Regions from separate parts of the Homo sapiens genome. Here region 2 is linked to region 1. A link is an interaction called in ENCODE POLR2A ChIA-PET data of the cell type or tissue named here. Cell type or tissue: Caco-2. All regions are shown on one strand. Each heading gives the region's core, and the rest is flanking DNA. Links, peaks and the distances in the headings are about the cores only.

What was found. ChIA-PET counts read pairs that join two places held together with the same protein. Peaks named below come from ENCODE experiments on the same cell type or tissue, not always from the same donor. Only the 100,000 strongest peaks of a DNase experiment are listed, where the experiment ranks them.
Region 2: POLR2A ChIA-PET joins it to region 1 with 12 read pairs; 3 of 35 experiments call an interaction of 5 or more read pairs at or near these places.

What each region holds. Positions count from the first base shown.
Region 1 is chr11:95,288,952-95,294,007 of GRCh38, reverse strand. No RefSeq gene overlaps it. Among named protein-coding and RNA genes, the nearest start is that of SESN3, 60 kb to the right of the region's middle. In Caco-2, for the core only: no CTCF peak of the experiment used is centred there; a DNase peak (open chromatin) is centred at 1,828.
Region 2 is chr11:95,566,748-95,571,803 of GRCh38, reverse strand. No RefSeq gene overlaps it. Among named protein-coding and RNA genes, the nearest start is that of FAM76B, 220 kb to the left of the region's middle. In Caco-2, for the core only: no CTCF peak of the experiment used is centred there; no DNase peak of the experiment used is centred there.

The DNA.
Region 1 (5,056 bases), core at 886-3,385:
TGAGTAAACTGAGTTTTCGAAAGGTAAAGTAATTACCCAAGGCCAGACAGATAAATGGCAAGTCTTGGTTCTAAATCTAATCTCATACCCATGGCCTTAAACACTAGCTTTATTGCCTTAAATTACAGTAAAATGTTTCCTTTCCCTTTAATGTAAGCCCAAACTTGACCCATCCATAGCTTGATCCTAAAGAGTTTGTGACATGACTTCTCTGTTGCCAACATCCCTGAACATGCTGCATCTCACCTCTCCTTATGTTAAAAACAAAGAACAGGCCAGGCATGGTGGCTCACGCCTGTAATCCCAGCACTTTAAGAGGTCAAGGCGGGCAGATCACCTGAGGTCGGGAGTTCGAGACCAACCTGACCAACATGGAGAACCCCATCACTACTAAAATTACAAAATTAGCCAGGCGTGGTGGCGCATACCTGTAATCCAAGGTACCAGGGAGGCTGAGGCGAGAGAATTGCTTGAACCCGGGAGGCGGAGGTTGCCGTGAGTTGAGATGGCACCATTGCACTCCAGCCTAGGCAACAAGAGCAAAACTCTCTCTCAAAAAAAAAAAAAAAAACCAAAAAACTGGCCCCAACTGTCTATCAGTTTCCTCTCCCATACTCCTCACAGAGTTTCCAAAGCGGCAGAGGGTCAAGGGCTTCCAGGAGAGTTACAATCCACAGGAGAGCCTGCTGAGAAGGAAACAAAGTTCATTGTCTTCAGGCAGTCTGGATTCTAGCTGTGGGGGAAGGAAGAGAACTAAGGGTTTCCTTCCAAAGGAAAGCATGGCCAGGGTCTTTCAGTAAGCACAAATCCGAGCCACCTCCTTGTCACTCTGTCTGGGTTTTGGGGGAAAAAGACACCTGAAAACCACACTGGTTCAAGCTCCAGCAGCTCACCAGCTGAGAAAAGCAGCTGCGCCCCTTTCATCTGTTCCATATTCAGCAGGGTGATTAGCTTCATGTTCTGACCCCAAAAGAATGATAGAATGATGCCTACAGTAAGCGCTGTGCTATCCTGTCCAGCTGGGAAGTGAGGTGCCCTGTTTTATCAAATACACTGTTTCATGGGAAGCTGCCACATATACCATCAGTGGGCAACCAGGATGCAAGGACACAGAATTCATAAAATACACTTTGTACCTAAACTATGCAGAAGGTAATTCCTTTTCTTTTTTTTTTTAAGATGTTTCAGCAGTCATGGTGCCTCAGAGCACTGTCTTGGAAGGAAGAAGGTGCATAAAATGGAAATCACATTTATCAAGTTCTATGCTGCTGCTAGTGCTGAACAGGATACCTTAAATAAATATGCCTTTTAACACTGACAATCCCCAGTGCTTGTTATATCTACTTTATAGAAGAAAAAAACTGAGGTTCGAGGTGGGTTCCTTCATTCATATATTTAAGTGCCTCCTAGGGACCTCAGTACTGGGGACACTAAAATGTACAATAAAGACCCTGTCCCTGCCTCACAAAGCTTGCATCCTTGTAGGGGAGTGTCAATTCAACAACCACACAAGTAATTAATTAATTATGGTAGGGAAAGTGAAAATGCTGTGAGAACAAGTAGCAGAGGGAGCCAACCCAATCTGGAGATCCAAGAAGACCTCCCGGAGGAAGCGAGATTGAAGTTGAGACCCGAGGAATTACTCAGGAGGGGGGCAAATGAGCACTCCCCACACCAGCACCACGGAGCCCCAACAGCAGAAGGAAGCATGGCCTTTCAAAGAAGGGAAAACATGCCAGGACAGGTAGAGCAGAGGCCAGAGGTGGAACTATCATAAGGTGAAGCTGGTGAGATTAGTACAGCCTCAGCCACCAGCGCCAGCCTTGCAGACCAAGCAAGGATGTTGGACTTTATTCCAGGAAGTGGCGGAGAAACACAGCAGTCCTTCAGGAGGTCAGACTTTCTAGTAAGAAGCAAGTGATCAAATCGAGGTTGGAGTCTAAAGTCCATGCTTTTTCCACTGTACCCAGCACATTTATGTGATGGAAAAAAAAAAAAAAAAGTCTGCAGGTGTGATTGATTGATAGGATCTTCTAGCTCACAGAAAGAGTCTGGAGTAGAAGGAAAGCCCTGGAGTAAGAGTCAGAAATCTTGAGTTCTAGTTCTGCCTCTGGCCATTCCTAATTGGGCAGCTTGGCTACGTCTTTTTACCTCCACAGACCTCAATTTCCTTACTTCTAACAGAAAGGGTTGGACTAAAGCCATGCATACCCCATAGTAAATACTCAGTAAATCTTAGCGGCTACTTCTATCAGCCTCTTTGCTCTCTAATATTCTCTGTCAGTATAAATTCCGTGACTATGATTGTACTTTTTCAGATTCTCACTTACCAGGCATGGTCATCAACCTTAGTTATCTCTAGAGTAAGGTGGTATAATTATTCTTTTGACATAATCCTGGAATTCTCAAATAACATTTAGGAACTCTCATCTCCAGAAGGAATCCTGGATTTTATGGCTCACTTAAATGTTCACATAATTGATTTTCCCCTCTTACAGTATTTATCCATATAACCCACGGGCAGAAATTGAATTATGGTTCTGAAGGGACTTACTGTTATAATATTGGCAGAGTTTTCATAGGTTAAGTGATAATTAAAGTTTAAATTTCACAGAGGTCACACAGCTTTTAAGTGTGATTCCCCCCACCACTATATTATAACAAAGACAATTTGGTTTTTGAAATGCAAGATAATCTTAAACAAGAAATTATTTTCTACATTATATGTAAAGTTGTGCTTGCTTTTATTCGGTTTCTTGATTTAGCAATAATAAATTTTCATGTGTGTGTGTGTGTATTTGTGTGCTACAACATATTGATGTGATTTGGGAAGAGCTAGGAGGGCTATATTTTATTATTATAGCAAATATTTAGCCCTAGACCCCTTCCTTTATGACTACCCCTATCCCATCACTCACCAAGTTTTTGGACCCTCTCTTTTCTTTCCCCAGCTGGTGTGTGCTTTCTCTGGGAATGCAAACTCATTTTAATATTAGCTTAAGCAAGGCATAATTAGGAACACAAATCTGCTGCTGCAAGAAAACAATGCAATTCATTCAAAAGCCAAGATTCAGTGACTTTTGGATTGTCTGTCGTTAGGCTTTCTTTCCTTTTTTTTTTTTTTTTTTTTACATTCTCATCTCTCTCCATTCCAGTAATTGAAAGCTGTCTGCATATTTAAGTATGGAGCTGTAATTGGCCCATTAATATACTCTTCCCAGGCAAGCTCTGTTATTTTGCAAGAAGAAATAGGATAGCTCATCTCCTTTTTGCAATCTTAGTAGAAGACGAGGATGAGGTCCTATCTAGATTCCTCCTGTGACAGACACAAGAATAGAACTCACTATATGCTGGAGCTGAGTCACACATCAAGGGTAATTTTTATACTGAGTACTATTTCTTATCTTCCATAATAATCTTTTCTTGAGCTTTGTCTTCATACTTAACCATTTTCCCTCTCCTTCAACAGATTCATTTTGTCTTAAGACCTTGTGGCTTTACTCTTTTGTCGACATTACAAAGTAATCATTCACCCCTGAATTGTCAATTTTTGTCATTGGAGGACTTCATAGTCTGCACAAAAGGGATCATGTCAAGCGCTCTTTCATAAAACTTTGCATGTGTATTTGCGTGGATGTCTGTAAATGTGTATGTTAGCAAAACCTAAAATCAAAAATGAATTTATAACAACACGTCAAAGTCATAGAGAGTGTCACACCATGATTGGGCATTATGCAGGCAGAGGACCTCTATTATATAACATCAGCAGGGTAACAAAATCCTACATGATTTCACTTCCGTGTTTCCAGCTTCATCTCCTGACACTCCCATACTGTCTTCTCTATGCTCCTGCCATACTGACAGAATAGAGCCCTTGAAATCCCTGCTCTCTGCCTCCTCTAGGCCTCCACACATGTTCTTGGTCTATCTGGAATCCTCTTGTGCCCCATCACAATCTATTTACTCCTTATTCTTTAGGCCTCAAGTTCATTAACGCTTCCTGTGAAACTTGGCTGTGGACCTGGATCCACATACAGTTGCATAGGCTTTCAACCACAGCAAACATTTTAAAACTCTTTCATTAGGCAAGTATGCATGCTAGGCACTGGAGGTAGAGGGAGCAGGGGAAAAGGGCTTCAGGGGATCATCCAAAGGCCTCTGGTATGCCCATCTATCGTACTTCCAGACAAACTGATCCTAAGACTCTCTGAACTGCTAATGTCCTTGTATTATGAACCATCTGATTTGATGACTCTTTATGCCATTTTGTACAGGACTCTACTAATTTTTACATTCTAAATTCTTTACAGAAAGGATCTACCTACAAAGCTTAGCACTGATATGAACACATAAGAAATACCTGACAAACACCATTGACTAATTATCTATTGACATGCCACTGGGTTGACTTCCACATGAGTCACTTGGCAACCTGGTGAAATGCCCAGGGGATTGTAAACTACATAAAGACAGAGACCTCTTCTACCATATTTAGCATTTTCCTTAGGACTGAAGCAATGTCTGGCACACCATAGGCACTCCCTAAATATATATTCAGTAAATGGATGAATGAACAAATAATACAAAGCCAATGGTGAACACAAGTTCTGCCCTAAGGGAAATTCTGGCAAGAGACATAGTCTCCTCTCTCCTCCGTAACTCTTACCTTCATTGAAGATTATTTACATTTTCTCTCTCATTTATTCTTAAAGATCTTTCAAAATGGAGTCTTTACTCTTTTTATAGCAAGTCCTTGTAAGGAGAAATAATAATCTCCGCAGAAACACAAAAGCAGGAACCTTCTCCTGCACAATTTTAGAAAACACCAGGAATGGTGGTTGGAATGACTGCTCTCCCCTAGAAGGCTTCATAGAGGTAAGGTTAAAGACAAGCCATTCAGTTTATGGCCTTGCTTTGCTTATGTACAGTCAGAGACAACCATTAATAATAATAAGAGAAAAATCTGCAATTCAATATAAGCCAACAAGTATTAATTCTGCATTGGGTATTTGAAATTTAAAAAGTGAAAAGATAAGTAAGAATAGAGTGCAGTGAA
Region 2 (5,056 bases), core at 1,453-3,952, 280 kb before region 1:
GTTTACCACAGAATCCAGACAGGTTTCTGCCGAACTTTGGGTTGAAGGGTAGATGTGATACTCATCCCTTCACAGTTAACCCACTGGAGCATGTGGTTGTTAAAGAAGAATAAATTCTAAAACAAATTCATATTTTCTCACATATGACAAGGTTCAGACACCATGTAACTGAATAGAAATCACCTTGGAAAATATTGCATGCACTGATAGGAGTTCCCCAGAAAAGCTGCAATGTAAAAGGCAATAGGCATTGAAACAGGCAAGCAGGAGACAAATCTCACCATTTCTTCCTAGGCTTCAGTATGAGAAGTAGTGGTTGACATGCACAGTCGCAGTCTTTCTTCAAGGAGCATCTGGCCCACGTTTCTGCCATGGAGAACAGGTGTGACCTAAGTGCAGAGCCCTGAGCAGCTGACTTCTGCTTGGAATTCTAAACTAATGGTATTCATTTGTTTTTACTATTACCTTTGGCAGAGATGAGAAGTCCAAAGGCTATAGATGTGAGGCAAATGACAAAAATCTGATGTAGACAGGATGAAGGAAAACCCCATCTACAGCAGAGAGCTTCTACTCATCTCCAGTAGGTTATTTGCTTCGGGGTATTTAGCTCCAAGCAGCTCTATTCTTTCTTGTAAAAGAACCTATAAATTCAACTTTTACAAACACTGATTAAATATTCCACCCATCACCCCCACCCCACATATGCATGCACGGATGGTTTGGGGTTCCTTTTCCCTGTAGGACTCAAATGTCCAGTTGTCTCTGCCTCTGTTTGGAACTATGGGCTTTGTATTCCATTTGGCATTGTATGCTTCTATTCTTTCTTTGGTTGACAGAGAAGTTACTTTGTTTTTGAGCAAGGCTGTGTCTTTTTAACTTTCATGCCATATTTTGTTTTTCTTTGCTGTGTTTGAACAGGGAAGGGAACTCACAACACCATTTTGACAAGAAGCCCTGGTTCATACTCTTTCAACTAAATAATATACCCTTAGTTGAGATGCCTTTCTCTGGTATAATTTTGTCCATTTTCTCTATCTCATCTGCAAGAAATGAATCTGTTAAATTCCCTGCTGAAATTCGCATAGCATATGTCTACAGCAGTCCTCTCCTCTCTTAGTCTCTAGCAGCACCAGGAAGGAAAAAAATTAGGTTAGTTTGGCATATTTTTTCTTAGGGGGTTTATGCTGTTTTCAAGCAATCAGCACTTTCTTTGCTTAGGCTATCAACACATCTATTTAATAATTCATTTTAGAATTTTGCCAGAAATTAATAGCAATCTCATTGGCCTACCTCTCCTGAGATCCTTCTATTACTTTTTAAAGTTAAGATAGCATATGCCTGTAAATTTTTGAAATCTTTCCTATTCTCATAATTATTAAAACTATAGCTTGTATCAATGGAACAAAATTGAAGGAAAAGCTAAAATGTATAGGAACATCATCCAGATCGAAATGATCTTGACAAGTTAAAACAGTGAACTCAATTACATGAAATTTTATACGTTTTAAAAAGTATATCTTCTAAATATATATTAAATGTATAAATTATATATTTATAGAGTATATTATATAATATACTCCTAGATTTAAGCAAAAAAACAAATGAAAAAATTATGAAAAGAAATAAAAAACATTGCTCGATGGCCAATCGAGCAGGTTTTACAGGCATCCCCCCAGGTGGGGGAAAAAGGTTTTAGGAAGGAAAGCCACAGATGTATAATGTAACTGAGGGTAAGTGTGGTCATTTTACACGTGGGTGCTGTAGATGGCTAAACAGTTAGGATGTGGGGTGCTGGGTACAAGAGGCAATGTCCCTGTGCTAGCAGTGAAAATGATTTTTGCTTTCTCTTTCCTGCACCCCAGGACCAGACACATGACCCAGTCTAACCAGCATACTCCACCTGATACAGGGAGAGGTTCGGTGATGGACATGTAACTCTGAGCCCAGCAAAGTTCTCCCTGTGATATTATGTTGCTAAAAGAGGACCTTTCTGTCCATGCCGAGAAATCCAAGGTATCTGAGGGTCATATAATCATGCTATTAACAGGACTGAAAATCTGAATTCTCTACCTCAAATAAATGTTAGTAGGAACCAGGCAAAGAGGTGGGAAAAATAGCAGAAGATAAGATTGGGACCCAGGAAGATCCAGAGAAATACACAAAGACCACCTGATGTGTATTTTACTCAAATTACTTGTGCCTTATCTTGTCTGGTATATTGTTTTGAGTCCCTCTGAGGCAGGGACAAAATGGAAGCGGTTCTTTGAGAGCTAGAAGGATGATAAAGAGCAAGGTCTATTTCTAAGACACAGAAACCCTAAGAACAGGGTAATTATTGTTGGGAATAAAGTTTTTGATGTTGCAAAAAAAAAAAAAAAAGAAGAATTAAAATGGGAACAAATGATCTCTCAGCAAGGCAAGCTTTACTTTCTGCAGAAAGGGTGCTACTCAACAGCTCTCCAGTCACGAGAGCACACCAAACAAAGGAGACAAAGTTATTTATAACCTGATGAGTCTACCCTATTCTGTGTCCAGTTTCCATTGGCTGGAATAGGACCTCACATTTTACACTTTATCTGGTTGGCTATTAGTTTAAAACTTTTTTTAACTGGGTAAGGGGAACAGAACAAAGAAAGAAAAGGAAGTTGCCCAGGGATAGTTAAAGAAGCATCTCCAAATAAGGAATGGCATGCGCTATGGGCTGGGGCTTGTCTAGTTCTGTCCAGGCATGCCAGAGCAAGCTAGGACAGCTGATTTGGAATATATATATATATATATACTAATAGTGGATAGCAATCTTATAGTAGGAAATTATAACTTTTTATAATCTTTGAAGAACTTTCCCATTTCTCACAATCTTTAAAGACCATGGCTCAATCAATAAGATCTTTGGCACTGTTTATTAGCAAATTGGCCACTTATTGATTGAATTTTTAAGGAAGTTGTACTACCAGAAAAACCCCAAGCCTGTAACTTCTCAATCCAAAGAGCCCATAATGCTCCAAGTCTGCACCCTTAGCAAGTGAACTGTTAGATTTGCTAAAGGTGGGTGGTTCCACACAGAGAAATCATACAACACTCTTCTTGGACATGGCCACAGATGACAAGGAAGAAGCAGAACTGGGAATGCTGGGTTGGCCGTCTCAGTCCACTGCAGGTGGGGATTCCTCACTAATTCTGTCCATGCATGTGAGATATGATGTAGATCTCTGCATGTTGCCTTAACTTCTCTCTTTTTCCAACTGGGAGTTTGAATTAGTCATATTGTATTTCCCCTTTATATTGAACACACTTTTCCTGTGGAGGAATGCTTTAATAAATCATCACTTAGTAATGGGTTAAAGTCCATAGGAGTCACATCTGGTTCTGCACTAAAAGAATGCTTGTCATTTGGAGATCCTCAATTTACAGCTAGATGCAGGAAACATGGGCAGCTAAGTATCTCCTTTGGTAGAAGAGGCATGTCCTTTCTTTCCTGTCATAGATGGGAGGAATTGGCATCATGTGAGGGGAGTGCATATATGGGGCAATTGAAACATTTTTTACTATCCAGGGTCCCTTTTTTTGAGTAAATAGTCTTATTTCATAGTAATTCTGTTCGGTCCTATAGTTCAAGGGGAGCTGATTCCTTTCTCCCTACCTACTCAGTCCCTAGGAATGAGTGTTCGACCAAGAACTGGTGGGTCAGAATCCCCCATGCTCATAGCTACAGTGATTGGTTGACAGATGTATGTGTGACACACATCAGGTCAGGTAGTCTTCCCAGGGTCATTGAAACTGCTGGATTCAGCTGTGCATAAACATCTCTGGTGGACTTCTCAATTACTCCATTCTTAAAAATCAAGAGAATTTGAGTCTAAGAGCTGTGACTTGTTACTGAAAGTTTCATGACTAATACTCAGCTTCTTATAATGAAACTATTTCCTAACATTCAGAGCTTACCAGGAATGAAGTGGTCTATTTTGAGTTCCCTTTCCCTGGAGGTGATCCAGTAACTGGATGGCTGTATCTCTATATGAAATGCGTTTGTTTGCTACTTAAAGGGAGACATCTCTAAATTTCATCCAGTACTATACCCAGCTCTAGGTCCATTGCTCTAGGTGTATTGCCCTAGGAAAGAGTAATTCTTTCCGTCAAGTCTGACATGACTCTACATGGTGCCGAGGGATATATTCCCACGGGTTCCTGAATGAGAAAGAATGGATGGAGGTGGTTTTAAGTAAACCATCAATAATACGTGCCATACCACTAAGCAGAGATTTTTTTCTTTCTTTTTTAATTTTAAGATCCAGGGTACATGTGCAGGTTGTGTAGGTTTGTTACACAGGTAAACATGTGCCATGGTGATTTGCTGCACCTATCAACCCATCACCTAGGTATTAAGGTGACATGCATTAGCTATTTTTCCTAATGCTCTCCCCCCACCCCGGAGAATTTCATAGAGAGTATTTGATTCATTCTTTAAGGTTCCATTCAGACCTTATATGTTCTCATTCTATAAAATAAAAATTAAACAAAATCAGCCAGGTGCAGTGTCTCACACCTGTAATCTCGGCACTTTAGGAGGCCAAGGCAGGAGGATTGCTTGAGTCCAGGAGTTTGAGACCAGCCTGTGCAAATAGTGAGAATCTGTTTACACACATACACACACAAAATAAAATAAAAAATCCAGGCATGGTGATGCGTGCCTGTAGTCCCAGTTGCTCAGGAGGCTGAGGTGAGCAGATTGCTTGAGCCCAGGAAGTCAAGGCTGTAGTGAGCTATGATTGTGCCTCTGCATCCCAGCCTAGATGACAGAGCGAGACCCAGTCTCAAAAATTAAATAAAGTAAAATAAAATCAAAATGAAAATTAAACAAAATCAACTTAAAAGTTCTTTTTCCTAGTCTATTTTGTTTAAATGATATCTTCTTGCCTATTCCATCCTAGAGTTAGTACGTAGTTGCTCTAACCCCTTTTTCCACCGGGCATTAATCTATCTTCATTTCATAAATAGTAAGTGGGTACTGGGAATTCTCAAGCTTTATATAAATTGATACAGTTTGAGTTTACCTGGT